Regions from separate parts of the Homo sapiens genome. Here region 2 is linked to region 1. A link is a loop called in an ENCODE intact Hi-C map of the cell type or tissue named here. Cell type or tissue: PC-3. All regions are shown on one strand.

Region 1 (5,000 bases):
CATGGAATACTATGCAGCCATAAAAAAGGATGAGTTCATGTCCTTTGTAGGGACATGGATGAAGGTGGAAACCATCATTCTCAGCAAACTATCACTATTGCAAGGACAAAAAAACCAAACACCGCATGTTCTCACTCATAGGTGGGAATTGAACAATGAGAACACATGGACACAGGAAGGGGAACATCACACACTGGGGCCTGTTGTGGGGTGGCGGGAGAGGGGAGGGATAGCATTAGGAGATATACCTAACGTTAAATGACGAGTAAATGGGTGCAGCACACCAGCATGGCACATGTATACATATGTAACAAACCTGCACGTTGTGCACATGTACCCTAGAACTTAAATAAAATATATATAAGAAATATAAAAAAATAAAATATCCATGGCCCTATCATTCCTATGGCTTTTGCAATAAGGGGCCATGCAAATGAACTCAAGTGTGACAATTACTGCCAAGCTGGTGTAAACCATATAACTGGTCCTCCAAGGGATAGCGTAGAGAAGGAAGGGCACTCTACATTGAGCAAGATTGCCACAGATGGTTGTGTATGTTGGTGGGGGTCCCTTGTGGTATGGATGGCTGCATATGATGATATAGTGGTTGGAATGGATCAGGTTATCTACAGTAACAAACAGCCCCAGTCTCAGTGGTTCAACACAACGAAAAGTTCACTGTTTGCTCAAGCTAGATGTCCAGCATGAGTAGGCAGGGAGATCCAGGCCGAGCTATTCCATATCAATATACGCCTCTACAATCACCTAAGCAGGGAGAAGAAAGTATGATGAATCATGAAGGGGCTCTTCAAGCCTCTGCCTACCAGTGACACATGTCCCTTCTGTTTCCATTTCATTGGCCAAAGTAAGTCATATCCCCACATCTAATTACAAAGGAGACAGAGGTGTGCAATCTTATATCCAGAAGGAGAAAAGAATGAGACTCTTTGGAAAAACCCTAATGACTACCACAGTAGGGGGGTGTCCATTTGGGAGGACTCCAGTGCCATCTTTGTGTTCTAGTAGCAGCTCTCAACTGAGATCAGGAAAAACGGCTTCCACATTTGTGTGTCTGGTAACCATCCTCACAAGTCAGGTACCTTATTTCCAAAGGTAGGTCTTGTCAATCGTTTTCTAGAGGGAAAAGCAGTAAGTCCTAACTCTTCTAAATAGGTTCACTATAATTTTTGCATGTTTAAAATAAGGTTTTCCCTAAAACCCAGAAACCATTATTGAGAAACAGCATAAATAGTGTAAGATTGATTCTCAGAGGCTCCAGAAATAAAACATGCTTCTATGTAGTGGACACTAACGATTGTCTGAGAAGCCTACCCTTTCTGAGTACTGTCCTTCTCTTCCACATTTGAACCATATGTTAAAAGTGATGGGATCCTGGCAGATATTCTGTTCAACATGATCCTGCCTCTAAGACAGAGCAGATTGGATCAGAGCTGGGCAGGAGTCTGAGCAAGGCTGGGCAAGAGTCTCTTCCCTAGGAATTCAGAGTTTGAACCCATAGAAACAACCTCAGGAAACAAGTAGTTTGGACTAATTGGTCTGGGTTTTCTGCTGATTGGAGATGTGACTGAGATTGTTAGTGCTCACTAACTTCCCAATGCTCATCTCATTTCCCAGTTTTCCTTGCAGTTAGGTTGAGGCCATGTGACTAAGTTCTGGCCAATGGGAAATAGACAGAAGTGATTATGAGATCATTTTAGGCCTAACTGTTGAAAATATTTCTCATCTCTTTTCACTTTCTGTTTCCCTGCCACAGTGACCTCGGAGGCCACGTGTTCCAAATGGTATAGTGATAGGATGGAGAAGTGCTGCTCAGCCCATGGAAAATTGTGACACGAGTTAGGAAGAACATCTTCATGGTTTAGGATTTCTTTTTTTCCTTTGAGACAGAGTCTTACTCCGTCTTACCCAAGCTTGAGTGCAGTGGCATGATCTCAGCTAGCTGCAACCTCTTCTTCCTGGGTTCATGCAATTCTCATGACTCAGCCTCCCAAGTAGCTGAAATTACAGGTATGCTCCACCATGCCTGGCTAATTTTTAGATGGGGTGTCACCATGTTGGCCAGGCTGGTCTCAAACTCTTGATCTCAATTGATCCGCCAGCTTCGGCCTCCCAAAGCGCTGGGATTACAGGTGTGAGCCATCACACCCAGCCAGGATTTATTTCTTATTTCAACATAACCTAGACTATCATGACTAACAAAACAAACACAGGAGTGGCTGTGTTGCACTGAGAAGCAAAGAAAAGTTGATTTACAAAGAGGAATAAAGATGATGTACATGCACAAAGGGGAGCAGAGTTAAGAAAGAGTCCCTGGGTCCTTCTCATTCCTGGTTCCAACCTCATCTTGAGGGCAAACCACATTTCTCTCCTTGGCTTCTATGACTCTCTTGCATCCCTATAAGTCCCTTTCCTATTAAGCCTGTACACAGAGTTTCTGTCCTTTGCAGCCAAAAGAAGTTACAACTAATATTCCTCTTACCTCAGTGCTTCAGTTTATGTTTTACTCATTTTAACACGAAGACAACTACATTAATAGGCATGGGTTCTGGCTTAGATTTCTAATTCCTTCATGCTTTTATTCTGTTCAGGAATGCCAAGAACTACAGCAAAATCTTGTCCAGATGTGATTCCACAGTACAGTCAGCCCTGAAGACACAATTCCAGAATTACAAATTTTGTCTATTTACCCAAAATGTAAGGTGGATAATCTTTTCAGTTTATTGGTTACAAATGACCAGCTGACAAGTTACTCAGCTTCTGCAATTGTGGTGAAATTCTAGAGCTACCAAGAAAGGGTCACTTGTTCAAGAAGAACAAGCTAAGGAATTGATTGGCTCTTCAGAACTTGTGCCAACTTCCTTTCTGCAGGCGGGCTAAATATTGGATACCTTTGAGAGAAGGGAAGCCATCATCTTAGGAAAAAAACCTCTCTCTGCTGTGAACAAGCTGAATGCAATCACAGAAACTGCAGACAAAAGAGCTTTTGATGACAGATATTGCTGATGCCTGGTGCCTTCAAAGGCATTCCAGGAAAGGTGAAGGAATAATTATGATTAACAATAACTCATGTTTCTTCCAGGATGTTACTCATTGAACCAATGGGTCACTTGAGAAATATGTCAGTGAGTCAGCTCACATCCAATTTGGCAAAAAGATCCTGGGCTCCCAAACTCTTTGCATTGAACTGAGTAAACCCAAATGAATACATTCTGGGGGAGAAGTAAAGGAAGGAGAACTGTGGTGGTAAAAGACAGAGTTGGCTCCTTCAGTCTCCACCTCCACAGTCCCACCCCCATATTTAAGTGGAATGAAATTATCAAGGCCAATGAAGAAAGTCTTGAGCATACCTTTAGAAAAGTTAAAGGACTCAGATGAAGGAAAAATACAGAAACACCACCAGGAAACAAGGAGAGTCTAATAACTCACCACACATCTAAAACAACATGAACTTATAAATTTATATTGCAACTTATACAGTAAGAGCATATACCAAAAGCCAGTTAAAATAATAATGGTTACAAATAAAAAGGAGTTTGGACTGGCTGGTCTAAGGTCTTTTATTCAAAATTCCATGATAAAAGGACTATATAGACTGATGTGGCTCAAGGGCCAAATTGGCTGTTGATGAAATTTTTCCTATGATAATGGCATTGAAATTCATTATTTTACTTTTCACTGCCCTTAGAAGAGTTTATTAAAATATAGGTACAATTTAAAGAAGAATTAAAAGCCCAAAACTGGCCAGGCATGGTGGCTCACGGCTGCAATCCCAGCACTTTGGGAGGCCGAGGCGGGTGGACTGCTTGAGCTCAGGAGTTTGAGATCAGCCTGGACAACATGGCAAAACCCTGTCTCTACCAAAAACACACACAAAAAGTTAGCCAAGCATGGTGGTGCATGCCTGTGATCCCAGCTACTTGGAAGGCTGAGGAGGGAGGATCACTTAAGCCCAGAAGGTGGAGGCTGAAGTGAGCTGAGATCACACCACTGCACTCCAAGCTGGGTGACAGAGTGAGACCTCATCAAAAAAACAACAACAAAAAAAAAACAAAAACAAACAAACAAAGAACCCAAAAAACAAAAAACTGTAAAACCCCATACCCACGTACTCACTACCTAACCTAGTTTAAGAATAAAACATTAACGAGTCCCATGCACCTGCCCCCAAAACCTCTCCTCTGTTCACTTCCCACCCATGGTTATCCAGAGGCTAATATTAATTGGCACTTTTTAAAAATTGGCACTTTCACGTTAATCATTCCCTGCTTTATGGTTTCACCACCTATGTTTACATACCTAAACAATATATTCTTTAGTTTTGAAAATTTAGTAGCTGTGTAAAAAAATATCAAAGTTCTATTAGTTGAAACCTCAGGCATGAATGCAACAGAATTTCTCGGCATCAGCTTCTTTAAGCATTTACAGGAGCCCTTTCTGGGGAAGTTAGTGGCCAAGGTCATACACCAGTCCTAGGAAACACAGGGCTCCATGCAGTCTGAGCACCTGGCAATGTTCTCAGGTGAGCCTGGTATTGAAGTCAGGCAGAAATAAAGTCAGAGGGTAGGGGATGCTATTTTCTAACTCACCTCCAGCTCTCAGATGTAGGTTTAAGCACAATCTTTGGTGAGATGCAATGAATGTCCTCAACTGATGCAAGCAGCAGGGTATGGAATAGAGAGCTGGAGCTTTTTCAGCAAAAGGTCATGACACAGTAAGAATCTGGACAAGCTCACTCAAGCATTCTATCCTGGGGTTGAAAAAGAGAGTAAAATAGCAGTGAAAACTTGGCTATGAAGGTCACCAACGTGTCTGTCTCTTGAGTCTCATGCTCCTCTCTGAAACAGTTGCCCTCTGTCTGTTGATAGCTGTCCTGGAATCTCTCTTCACTGTCCTTATGAGGATTCCTTTTGCCTTTCACCTGGGATGGATCATGTACTTATTGTATCCAAGATCAGACCACACAATTTGTGGGGCCCAGT
Region 2 (5,000 bases), 200 kb before region 1:
TATGTCATCAAATATAAGTTATCATTGGTTTAAAGATTATTTTATATAGCAGTCATTATTTTATATAGCAGTAAGAAAGCAAAACAAACAAACAAACAAAAAACTACCAGTTATAACTGTGGGACATCCTAGATATAAGATGATCCCAATTTCACAGAAAAAAATGTGGGAGAAAAAACCATGAATCTCAGAATCAAAATTCTGCATGTCTTAACTGACTTTGTATCTTCAATAACCACCAAATGTCTGGGCATATAGAAAATCCATATTAAAATATTGCAGAATGGTTGAATAAATTAATGAATGGATTCAATCTGATTGGTGCCTTTCATCAATATGCTTTTAATGTATTAAAATAAAACAGTGGAATCAGAAAAATAAATTTTTTTAGATTTTAAAAACCAACACCAGCTGGGTGTGGTAGCTCATGCCTGTAATCTCAACACTCTGGGAGGCCGAGGTGGGAGTACTGCTTGAGCTCAGCGGTTCAAAACAGCCTAGTCAACAAAGGGAGACTCCGTCTCTACAAAATAGAAAATTAGCAAGGTATAATGGTGTGCACCTGTAGTCTCAGCTACTGGGGAGGCTGAGGCAGGACGATCGCTTGAGCCCAGGAGTTCAAGGTTGCAGTGAGCCATGATCACAACACTGCACTCTAGCCTGGGTGACAGAGCAAGACCTTGTCTCAAATGTAAAAACAAGAAACTAAAACCTATGGATATAATTTACAAATGTAATGGTTCTGGATTTAATTGGGTAATCTAAAACACCAGGAAGAGAAAAAAAATTTTGTTTCCTAAATATAACTGTTGTGGCTTCATATTTTTAAAAAACCCTACAATGTCAACTGTCTGGATGAACAGATGTTATTCTATTACAGTAGATAAAAATGAAACATAGTGTTTTATAGTATCCATTCTTATCTACACTAATAAGTAAATGGATTGTAAATGATCCAAAAGAAATACTTGTTGTTAATCCTAGATTAAATTTATAAGGGGAAGATATCCTAAATCAAAAGATAAAAAGAAAAATATTTTAAGTTTAGTCCAAGTGAGATGTTACAAGTTGCCTTGTCATTGCTTTGAGATAACAGTAAAGTCTAGAAATCATTGAGAGGTGTAAGTGGTAGAAAGGAATGGAAAAACTAAAATCCTGCAACAATAAAATTTAGAAATCTAGTTTTCTTTCCTTTATATTCTTCTGTGTCCTCTAGAAAGGAACATTATAAAAATAGCTACTCCTTACCAAGCTAGATGCTTTACATACATTATTTCCAATCTTCAATAACCTGTGGAGTAGATATTAATACCATCATTTTATACATGACTACATGGAAGCTGTGAAATATTAAATGACTTATCTAAGGTTGCATAGCCAGTAAGTGGCAGAACCACCTCTAAAATTTCAACTCTAAAGTTTCTGGTCCAAAGAAGAAAGCTCAGACAAAACGGAGAAATCAGAAACAAGAGAACCAATAAAATGAAAATAGCATTATGTCAATTTGCACAAAGAAGCAGTAAGGTTGCCTTGAGAAAAAATATTAAGAATTCTAGTGACTGATAAATTCTAGAATTCCATTTTATAATGTCTAACAGTAGTGAAATAATTAACCCAAATAACTTCTAAACTGTATATAAACAATAATTAAAGACTACCTTCACTAATCTGATACATATATTCTTCACAGACTTACCACTACAGAAGACTGATTAAAAGCTTCCCTATGATTCTACAATTTCAAATGATCTCTTTTCATCTTTCTTATTAAGGTAGCTAGTTATTGCAGTAGGGGTTAAGGGCAAAGGCCCTGGAGAAAGACAAGACTGGATAAAATCCCAACCTGTTAGCTATATAACTGTGGGCAAGTTACTTAACCTCTCTAAACCTCACTTTCTTTACCTGTAAAATAGGGTTATATCTGACTCACACCAGAGTTATTATAATGAGCAAATGAGATAATGTGTATAAAGCATTCTATTATACATAGTACCTGGTACATAGTAAGGGTCCAATAAATTTGTTACAGTGATATATATTTGGAGACTTCTGTTTTATTGGGATATTTTATATTAAATATAACTTCACTCTTTGTTACTAATGCTACTACTGGACATTACGGTTAAAGTCTCAACATTTCTTTATTAACTGTGGGGTTGTAACACAATGTGCAAAGAAAAGAAAGGTATTACAATTCCATTCAAAGAGCATACCTTTTCAGTGTCAGGACAATATACCAACAGAATTTCTAACAAAACCGAGGTTTTACAAGACAAAGAGAAGAACTTTAGCTCTTTGAAATTCACTAATTCTTTTGCATGAAATGTGAAAGCACATTAAAATGTAAGGGAAAGTATAACATTGTAACATGTTATTGCTACATAATGATCAGCAAAAGTCAATTTCATCATTCACCACTGAGGGGAGCTATAACCTAGGAGAGGTTTATATATAGAATGCCAAGGTTATTTTAAAACTTTCCCATACCTTACAATATTCATTTCATCAACTCTCTTATTAAAATATATTTTAAATAAATTTGACAAGCATACCCCAATTCTCTTTTGGAGACTTTAGAAATAATAAGGTGGCTCATTATAACTATGTAATCATAAAGACGGGGGATCCTTATCCCTCTTCCTTTTTTCTCCATAGAGCATTTATGTAACCTACTATATATATTTAGCATACATTATGTATTTATTTTATCTAACATACTAAATCTTTCATACAGTAATTTTTATCCTCTCTCTCACACACACACATATGAGTGTAAACTACACAGCGATGAGATTTGTTAACTTGTTATCTGGTTTTTTTTGTTTTGTTTTGTTTGAGACAGGGTTTCACTTAGTCATCCAGGCTGGAGTGCAGTGTCACGATCACAGCTCACTGCAGCCTTGACCTTCTGGGCTCAAGCAATCCTCCCACCTCAGCCTCCTGAACAGTCAGGACCACAAGCATATGCCACCACGTCCAGTTAATTTTTTTTATTTTTTTGTAGACTGAGTCTCCTTTGTGTTGCCCAGGCTGGTCTTGAATCATATGTTTTATACACCACCATTTCCAATGCCTAGAACAGTATCTAGCACATAATACACGCTCAATGAATACTTAAGTGCTGAATGAATGAATACTGAATCATCTATTTAAAAGGTTAAAAATCTCTCATTAGATTATGTCAAGTAAAGCAAACTGCTAATACTTGAAAAATGCAACGTCTACTTATATCAAATTTTGGTTTAAAGAAAATGTCTAAGAACATTTCTTTCTTCCTTTCTTTTCTCTCTTTTTTTTTTTTTTCTTTTTGAGACAGAGTCTTGCTCTGTCGCTCAGGCTGGAGTGCAGTAGCACGATCTTGGCTCACTGCAACCTCTGCCTCCCAGGTTTAAGTGATTTTTCAGCCTCAGCCTCCTGAGTAGCTGGGATTACAGTCATGCACCACCATACCTGGCTAATTTTTGTATTTTTAGTAGAGACGCTGTTTCACCATGTTGGCCAGAATGGTCTCCAACTCCTGACCTCAAGTGATCCACCCGCCTTGGCCTCCCAAAGTGCTGGGATTACAGGTGTGAGAGACTATGCCCAGCCTAAGAATATTTAATCCCACAGATGGTAATACAGACAAATCTCATGAGATTGGCTTATGCAAGTTCAATAAAGTTGATCAGAAGAGCTCCTACTGTAACAGCATATGGATCCTTCACATGCTGTTTTACTGCCTCTAGGGTCTACTTTTCAAATTTTCTTCTGTATAGTTGATGGATGTTACTCACGTTATTCTTCTCTCTCTCTTTTTTTTTTTTTTTTTTTTTTTTTTTTTTTTTTTGAGATGGAGTCTTGCTGTATCACCTAGGTTGGAGTGCAGTGGCGCGATCTCGGCTCACTGCAACCTCCATCTCCCTGGTTCAAGCAATTCTCCTGCCTCAGTCTCCCGAGTAGCTGGGATTACAGGCGCACGCCACCAAGCCCAACTAATTGTTTTGTATTTTTAGTAAAGATGGGGTTTCACCATGTTGGCCAGACTGGGCTCGAACTCCCGACCTCAGGCAATCTGCCTGCCTTGGCCTCTCAAAGTGCTGGGATTACAGGTATTTTTCTCTTAAAAAGAATAATCCTTACAGGATTTATAACAGTTCACAGAGTTTAACTATACCATTCATTCACTCACTCCTTCAATAAATATTTATTGAGAAGCTACTACCCCAAAGGTAGTATGGTTTGAAAAAAAAATTGTGGTAGATACAGAGATGAATGAAATAAAACTTTTCCCTCGTTAAATCTACTTATGCAAGTAGGGGTCCTGTACACATCTCAGAAAACTGGCCTAGATTTTCCAGAGCAGGTAAAAAGAGTTAATACACCTAGACAGAGAAAAAAAAATTATTCTCAAATCTCACTATACAGGAGTTGATATTGGCAGAAAGAAATTAATGTCCTCCTGAAAACTGAAGAGGGAGATCTACCCCATTCTCGTCTATCTTCCAGGTGAGAATATAGCACTTCCTTTGTTTTGTTTGTCTCGTTTCGGTTTAATTACATAAACTCATCCTTTTGATATAGTTCATAATTTATGACAGTTGCCCTAATTTAGAGTATATAAATTAGTGTATTCTCTTGAGTTAATGTATTTCAAATGCTTTGGTCATAACATGTACATCTGTGCTCTTTCCCATGCATTAAGAATATAGCAATTTCACAATCCTTCTGAAATCTCATAACTTCATAATATGAAAGTAAATCTATAATGGACCTGATCTCACTACCAAACTTCTCAGCTCTTTAGTCCTAAACATGGCCCAGTTACTGCCAGGGAATAAACAAAAAATTCCTTTTGTCACTGAGATACATACCAAAGTCAGGCATAGAAAGGAAGAATATTACACAAAGCATGTGATAAGCCTGTTATAAAGACATTTTAGAACTTTAACAATTATCACGATGAACAGTCATGATGATGATGGCAATGGTAAAAGCTAATATTCACTGAAAATTATTTA

The links. A loop is a pair of places that touch in the nucleus more often than their neighbours do. Peaks named below come from ENCODE experiments on the same cell type or tissue, not always from the same donor. Only the 100,000 strongest peaks of a DNase experiment are listed, where the experiment ranks them.
Region 2: a loop joins it to region 1, with 7 times the contacts of the local background. A loop is called at or near these places in 11 of 110 quality-filtered maps.

What each region holds. Positions count from the first base shown.
Region 1 is chr2:62,576,254-62,581,253 of GRCh38, reverse strand. No RefSeq gene overlaps it. Among named protein-coding and RNA genes, the nearest start is that of TMEM17, 73 kb to the right of the region's middle. RefSeq lists an enhancer at 2,277-3,476. In PC-3, no CTCF peak of the experiment used is centred here; DNase peaks (open chromatin) are centred at 2,173 and 3,083; H3K4me3 peaks cover 1,106 bases; H3K27ac peaks cover 3,752 bases.
Region 2 is chr2:62,772,680-62,777,679 of GRCh38, reverse strand. All of the region lies in intron 5 of EHBP1 (EH domain binding protein 1), which reads right to left. Among named protein-coding and RNA genes, the nearest start is that of EHBP1, 69 kb to the right of the region's middle. In PC-3, CTCF peaks have their summits at 2,212 and 2,414; a DNase peak (open chromatin) is centred at 2,899; H3K27ac peaks cover 1,019 bases.